Regions from separate parts of the Homo sapiens genome. Here region 2 is linked to region 1. Evidence: chromatin contacts called from ENCODE Hi-C or POLR2A ChIA-PET data. All regions are on one chromosome and are shown on one strand. The core of a region is the stretch at or near the end of the contact, and the rest is flanking DNA. Distances in the headings are between cores, read along the strand shown.

Region 1 (3,687 bases), core at 923-3,422:
AATCAATGTCCAAATGTGATGTGAGAAAGACCCCACCAGCCTTGGCTGACTTTGAAGATGAAGGAAGGGGCCATCAACCAAGGAATGCAGGCAGCCTCTAGTTGAAAAGGCTGGAAAATGGATTCTTCCCTAGAGTCTCCAGAAAGCAGTAAAGCCTCCCACTGCCTTGATTTTAGCCCAGTGAGACCTGTGTCCAGCTTCTTACCTCTGGAGCTGTAAGATTATTAATTTGTGTTGTTTTAGGCTGTGAAGTTGTGGTAATTTGTTACAGGAGTGATAGGAAATGAACACCCACAGAATCAGACAGAGTCCCAACCTCATGAGTCTATGGTCTGAGAGAGGAGACAGGCACGAAACCAGGTGATAGACAACAGAGTAAGAGAGGCCGCAAAAACACAAAGGAGGACTCCCCAGCCTACACTTGGGCGTGGAGGGAAGATTTCCTCGTGGAAACTCCATAAAGGCAGGGACCAGTATTGACCCAGGTCTGCAACACTGACCACTATATCTGCACACACCCGATGCCGATAAGTGTTTGCTAGGGGAAGGAAGGAGGGAGAGAGGAAGAAAGGCAAGAGAAAGGCCAAAACTAGGACCCAATAGATAAATAGGATTTGAGGTGGGCGAATACAAGGTGGGGTGAACTGTCCCAGGCAGAAGACCTAGGGCTATTTTGAGAACTAAGTAGAGTTTCCTTTGGCTGGGACACAGTGCCCCACGGGGAACAGGGAAAGATGAGTAGGCAGGGCACAGATCAGGAGGAGCCTTATCAGCTATAATTAGACATTTGGCTCGTATCCTACGTGCAGTTGGTGCATGCTCGCTCTCGCTCGTTCTCTCTGGTTCTGTCTCCCCACCCCCACCCACTTGGGTGATATTTTAACATCTTTTAAATGAAGCATGTTTGTTTGATCTCATTTATGCTAAACAATGCTTATGGAACTATTTCCTCTTGTTCCCCAGGCCATACTCATGTCCCTACCCTTCAGCAATGATTGAGGACCTAGCTCCTCGGTTATCATTTTGGGTAAGATGGGCCCATCCAGTGGACAACAAGCACTGGATCTGTAACCACAGCCATCTGGGTTTGAGTTCATACTCCTTCATTTCCCAGCGAATGCTTAACCTCTTTCATCCCTGGTTTCCCTGTCTGGAAAATGGGTCCAGGACAGTGCCCACCTTAAGGGCTTGTTGTGAGAATCAAAAGAGCTAGTTCATAAAAGTGCTTTGAAAGGGCCAGATGTATCCTGAGTAGTCAATGGCAGTTGTCTACCACAATCGACACTCTTTGTATAGTTATTGTCAACCAGCCATAACTATTGTTACATGTTACATGAGTTTCCATGGCTCTCCAGATCTCCCTACCCTTCTGTACCCACCTCTGCACCCTAGGAGGCCGACCTGCATGGGCCCCATCAATGATCTCCCTTGCCTTCTAGCTCCCAATTGTGCCCAGCCTTTGCAAGTTACCAGCAAGAGATGCAGGGAGTGGCAGGAGAGTGAGGATGGGGGATTTATTCTCCCTGCTCCCTCCTTTTAGGATTTTGCTAGGGCTTGGCTGCTTTCTTCTCATGAAGGCAGCCTCTTTTTGGGGAGCCCTCTCCCTACAACTCCCGTCTTTTTGTTCCAGGAACTGCTCCCTCTTCTTGCCTTTTAAGAGATAGGGAAGGTAATGACTGCCTGCTGTTATAAGCCCCAGAGTTTCCTTTGCATCTAAGTAAATGATCTTTTCCTTAAATTCCCTCCAAGTTACACAGTTTGAGTGTACCATCCATTTTTTGCTAGAACACTGACTGAGACAACTTTTTTTTCAAATACTGGGACTGCTGGCTTCACAGACCGAGACTCCATCCTGATAAGGAAGCCCTTGTCCCTTGTCCCACTGGTTAGCTCTAGAACATTCAGCAAGGTGATCACATTGTCACAAGACCACTTCTTTTTCATTCTGCATGAAACTGAAAATGTCAAGAAAATTTCTGAGTTTAATAGACAACATGATCATACTCCAGACTAGAAAATGAAACCAAAACCAATTGACCTAGGCAGAAAGTTAGGTTGTAACGGGTTTCCTGCAGCCAAAGAGCCATGAGTCACAGCAGCTGGCTCAAGGCTGGGAGGGGAAGTAAAACACTAAATCTAAGGACCACTCTATTCACCCTACAGTGACTGCTCTTTTTCCCTCCTGCCACAGTCCAGGGTAGGAGATACTTCTCCAGGCTCTCACTTATGGGGGCTTTCCTGCTGGCTACATCACTGAAATGGAATCTCCTAGTGGCCCTTCTCCCTCTACAGCTCTGGTGTTACACTGAAAAACTAGAAGGTCAGTCCCTTTTATATTTACCACCATTAAGGTTGCAGGAGCCCAGCATGTCCCCATAGGCCTCCTTCTCCATTCTCCTCTTCCCCTTGTTTTGTGCCTGGTTTGTTTCCTGTCCAAATTGGGTCCTCCTTTTCTAGACCATGAGCTTGCTGAGGTCAGGGAATGAGTCTTCGTATCCTTGGTACCCAGTTCAGAGCCTGCCTTTAGGGAGTGTTTACTCTAGCACTGTGGTTAGGCAAAGAGATGTGAGTTTGAGTCTTGGTTTCCTTAGTCTTTTATCACTCACTTCTCAAATTAAGCCATTTGTATTTTTTTTTCTCTCTCTCTCTTTAGAGACAGGGTCTCACTCTGTCACCCAGGCTGGAGTGCAGTGGTGCAATCATAGCTCACTGCAGCCCTGAACTCCTGGGCTCAAGCCATCCTCCTGCCTCAGCCTCCCAAATAGCTAAGACTACAGGTGCACATCAATGCCTCTGGATAATTTTTTTTTTTAATTTCTGTAGAAACAGGGTTTCACTATGTTGCCCAGTCTGGTCCCAAACTTCTGGTCTCAAGCAGTCCTCCTATCTCAGCCTTCCAAAGTGCTAGGATTATAGGCATGAGCCACTACATTCAGCTACTGCTTGTATCTTCTGATTCTTGTTTTGATACCACTGACCTTAGGTAGGGTATTTTATCTTCCTGAATTTTATTTTTCTATGTGTATAAAGGAGATTAAATTATCCTTCTAATAGGCTTGTTGTGGGGATTAAGTGAAATAGTGTATACAAAGTTCTTAGCATACTTTGAAGCTATTATTTTTATTATTATGCTAGTAAATAAAACTTTCTGGAATTAGAGACTCACATGCCTGTTTGTCTACAGTTTCAAAACAGACAAGGGAAAAAGAGAAACATCAGAAAGTCTGATTAAAGTAGAAGCATCATATTTCTATCAACGTATCCACTGTGCTTGGTAAGTGGCAGTCTCTCGTCCTGTAAGAGACTTGGGCTTTGAAAAGGGCTTTGGATCTCAGATCTGTCGACATGGGCCTTGTCATGAACCTCAGCTTCCTCATCTCCAAAACTGCTATAGGCCAGGCAAGGTGGCTCACGCCTGTAATCCCAGCACTTTGGGAGGCCGAAGCAGTTGGATTGCTTGAACTCAGGAGTTTGAGACCAGCCTGGGCAACATGGTAAAACCCCATCTCTACCAAAAATACAAAAAAAAAAAAAATAGCTGGGTGTGCCCGTGGACACAGCTAACTGGGAGGCAGAGGTGAGAGGATTGCTTAAGCTCGGGAGGTGGAGGCTGCAGTGAGACAAGGTCATGCTACTCCACTCCAGCGTGGGTGACAGAGCGATACCCAATCTCGAAAAAAAAAATGG
Region 2 (3,910 bases), core at 1,380-3,879, 250 kb after region 1:
TTTTAGACGGAGTTTCACTATTGTTGCCCAGGCTGGAGTGCAATGACGCTATCTTGGCTCACTGCAACCTCTGCCTCCTGGGTTCAAGCAATTCTCCTGCCTCAGACTCCCGAGTAGCTGGGATTACAGGCATGTGCCACCATGCCTGGTTAATTCTGTATTTTTAGTAGAGATAGGGTTTCTCCATGTTGGTCAGGCTGGTCTCAAACTCCTGACCTCAGGTAATCTGCCTGTCTTGGCCTCCCAAAGTGGAGGGTTCTTCCAGAAAAGATTAGCAGTTGAATAGTAGACTGAGTAAAAAAGATGTCCCCTCACCAGTGTGGGTGGCACAATCTAATCCCTTGAGGGTCCAAATAGAACAAAAAGATGGAGGAAGAACAAATTTTCTTTTCCTTCTTGAGCCGGAACATCCATCTTCTCCTACCCATGAACATTGAAGCTTTCAGTTCTCAGGCCTTCAGACTCTGGGATGTGGACCAGTGAGGGCACGCTCTCTCCTCCAATTCCATCCCCATTCCCTGGGATGGTTCTCAGGCCTTCAGCTTTGGGCTAGGAGTTATCACATCAGCTCCCTTGGTTCAGGCGTTCAGACTTGAACTGAAGTACTGAATTACACTACCAGCTTTTTTCAGTCCAGCTGGCAGACGATATATCTTAGGACTTCTCAGCTTCCGTAACTACATGAGCTGGTTCCCCTATGAAATATCCTCTTCTATCTATCTATCTATCTATCTATCTATCTATCTATCTATCTATCTATCATCTATCTTCTACTGGTTCTGCTTCTCTGGAGAACCTAATACATGTACCATGATGTGATAAAAGCTGAGAATCACTGAAGAAAATAAAACTCAAATACCTAGTTTACAACTTAGGTTTCCTCTTTAATTTCACTTCCAGGCATATTCACCACAATCTTTTAGTTCACCTTCCTAATGTAAGAGAAGTATATGAAACTTGATGATGACCTAGTATAATGTACCTTTCACCCACCTTCTGTACTTGCTTTGAGATTGACATTTCTAGGTGCCTCACAAACTAATTCCTGGTGATACAGACCTTTGTCTACACTCTCCTCTTTTCTATGCACAACAGCCATAACAAATTTCTTTCATATTTTTCTCCCAGAACGCCCACCACAACATCCCCATCAAACAAAATTATTTTACACTTCTGTACCTTTGTACTTATTCCCCCTTCTTGGAATGCCCTGATCCAAAGCCCTTGGAGCCCTAGTGCTGAGGAATATTAATAAATATCATGAAAAAATAAATATTATTGTATTTGTGAACAAAGAAGATTAGGCCCTAGGTTGAACAGGGTTAAATGGTGCCTTCACCACAGAATTTCTCAGAGCTATAGACAGGGTACGTTGCAGTGTGAATTTCTAGGAAGGGTATTTGGTATCCTGGGTTTCTCCAAACTACTTAACCACAAAGTCATTGTCGGTAGAACATCTGTGGGAGTAGAAATGCTCCCAAGGTCACATAGATGAGAATATGTGGATATGTGGGATTTGAATTTAGGATGGAAAGAAGTAGAGAAGAAAAAGGAGAAAGAGAAGCAGACAGCAAAGGCAGACGAGAAAAAGGAAGAAGAGAAAGATGAAGATGCCTCTCCAAAATCTGGAAATTTGCCAAGTTGTCCCTATCTATAAGTAATTATTTTCTTCCTTGGCAGAGTCCCCCAGGGTTGGGCTGTATGTGGAGGGTGAAAAATACGCAAACAAAGCCTGTCCTACTGCCAATCAGAGGCAGGCCTTGTTAGTAACCATCCTAGTGGGTGAGGAGTGAGTCTCTGCTTTCCTGTCAAGTTCCCAGCTGCAGGAAGGATTGCCGGCACTTACAACTCGGCTGTGATGATGCCTTTTGCAGCACCTTTCCTTCCTAATCTCAAACAATAGCCCTTCTTGCACTGATCAGAGTTCACTTAAAGAATAAGATTTAAAAAGCAGGTGACCGTTGGCATTATTACTTGATTATTTTACCAGAATTGTGTTTGCCACCAAGTTGAAATTAGTGTTTTAACCACTAGAACCAATAATATATTAATTAATGTTATTAGTCATGATTACCAAATATTAAGCATCTTCTATGTATCAGGAACAGTGCAAGGTAATGTGCTTAGTGAGTATTCAAACAATGGTAGCAAAATTTTTATAAGTGTGCTTTCTTTGTCCTCATAACTGTATGACCTGCTTTACCAACTTGGGGTTCAATTAATGTCACATTATTATTATTTAAAATTAAGATGAGCTTAGCTCAGGCTCCCCTCTCTTTTTGCTTCCTCCTTTTAAATTGCTTTCTTAATCCAAAAGCCCAGTACTGTTTGTAACACCCCTGTCATCAGAAGACTGATAAGGTTCATAAATTTTAAAAGGAGAGCTTTATTTTTCATAGTGTTGCAGCCTACAGGGTGGACACTCTGACAGGCTGAGAAGTGTAGCCTCTGGTCAGAAGCCAGAAACAGGCACCTTGAGAGAGAGGCAACGGGAACAGGAATTTATGCTGAGCAGAGTGACCAAATACACATATTTAATAAGCTGTTGGAGGAGTCCTAAATACTTATGAAAGGAGAAGTGTGTGCATAGCAAGTAAGCTTCATGCTTCCCCAGGGAGCCCATGTTAAAAAGGAAATGGTTGTGTTTGCATGATCTGAGGGTGGAATTTTCAGCCCTCTGACATTAAAAGGTGAAAAAGAGGATATGAAAAACCTTACTGCGCATTCTCCGTAGACTGGCCAGAACCACTCTATGGTTCTCTTATCATGCCAAATATAAGGGGCAGTGTAATGCAGTTGGTTATCAGTGATGGAGTCTTTTAAAAGCGCTGGTTTCTGCTTAGCCCTTAGAAAAGAAACCCTAATGGCAGTTAGCAAGGGAGGGCATATAATGAGGTGTGCCTGACCTCCCATCCCAAGTCATGTCCAAAAACTCAGTTTTCAAGGTTTCTCTGGGGTTTACTTGGCCAAACAATGGTCCTTTCAGTCAGTTGAGGGGCTTAGAATCTTATTTTTATTCTTAGTCCTCACAGGGAAGTTAGGAGAGTCTGGTCTGTCTATGAGTGGCTCTATTTTCAGTAACTTTAGCTTCTGACACTATTACATGAGGTCATCATCACAGTCTGGTCCTTTCTAGTTATTTTCATTCTCACTTTCTGCCTCAGTGATATCCAGCTTAGTCCCATTCAAAGGTGCAGGAGATCTTTTAAATAAGGACAATACAACTTTCCCAGTGTTATTCTTGGCCAAAGGTGCTCCACACAGATGCTCCCAACTATCCTCAAATCATGCCCACCAGCAGAATCACAGGCCACATATGTGGTTGAAATGAATCTTCTTTTGTGACCATCTAAGTGCTGGTATTAAACCTGTATCATCAGTTCAGAAATGTCCTCATAGGTAGATCCTGTTAGGAAACCTCTGTGTCCTTTGTGCCAGTAGACTTCAGCTGGGGCCATCTGTAATTATTGGAAAGAGTGTAATAAATTTGAGAATCCAAAGAAAAGTCCAGATCTCAAGTCTTTCATGCCCAGGACCATTTGGGTTTCTATGCAAATTTGCCTACTTCTATCCAAGTGATCCTCTCAGCATAGCAAGGCAGGCAGCCTGTCTAAGCAATAGAAGATGATTCTTACAGAATTCCTTCCAGTTGTGGGTCCCCACTGCCTTATGTTTGCAACTTAGAAGGGCCATCAAGTGAAGGCACTTTTCTCAGAACAAAGAAGAAATGACAGTTTATTTTTAAAAATCTATTTTGTATCCACCTAATCAGGTACTCCACTATAGTTAGACTTCTATCCTTTGTCTGGCTTACTGGCTCTTTCTCTTTTTCTAATGCTCTAAATGTGAGTTCATAACCCTCTGCTTTTTTTTCTTTCACTTAGCAACTGAATCCCAGCTCCTAGCATCG

What was found. A loop is a pair of places that touch in the nucleus more often than their neighbours do. ChIA-PET counts read pairs that join two places held with the same protein, here RNA polymerase II (POLR2A). Pooled maps may share reads with other maps.
Region 2: a map with no recorded cell type shows a loop between it and region 1 (2.9-fold over the local background). The contact joins the enhancer-like site here to the promoter of LINC01358 in region 1. A Hi-C loop is called at or near these places in 1 of 168 maps with a recorded cell type or tissue (transverse colon), 5 of 37 single-sample maps with no recorded cell type and 2 of 50 pooled maps. POLR2A ChIA-PET finds 5 or more read pairs at or near these places in 1 of 52 experiments (H1).

What each region holds. Positions count from the first base shown.
Region 1 is chr1:59,018,304-59,021,990 of GRCh38, forward strand. It overlaps LINC01358 (long intergenic non-protein coding RNA 1358), which reads left to right and starts at 2,173. Exons shown (of 3, transcript NR_110626.2): 1 at 2,173-2,320; 2 at 3,185-3,274. RefSeq lists enhancers at 1,855-1,904, 1,935-2,044.
Region 2 is chr1:59,264,007-59,267,916 of GRCh38, forward strand. No RefSeq gene overlaps it. Among named protein-coding and RNA genes, the nearest start is that of FGGY-DT, 31 kb to the right of the region's middle. RefSeq lists an enhancer at 2,419-2,578. Within about 2 kb of position 2,630, at least 3 of the 41 ENCODE cell types and tissues checked have a DNase peak (open chromatin) inside an H3K27ac peak, as active enhancers do.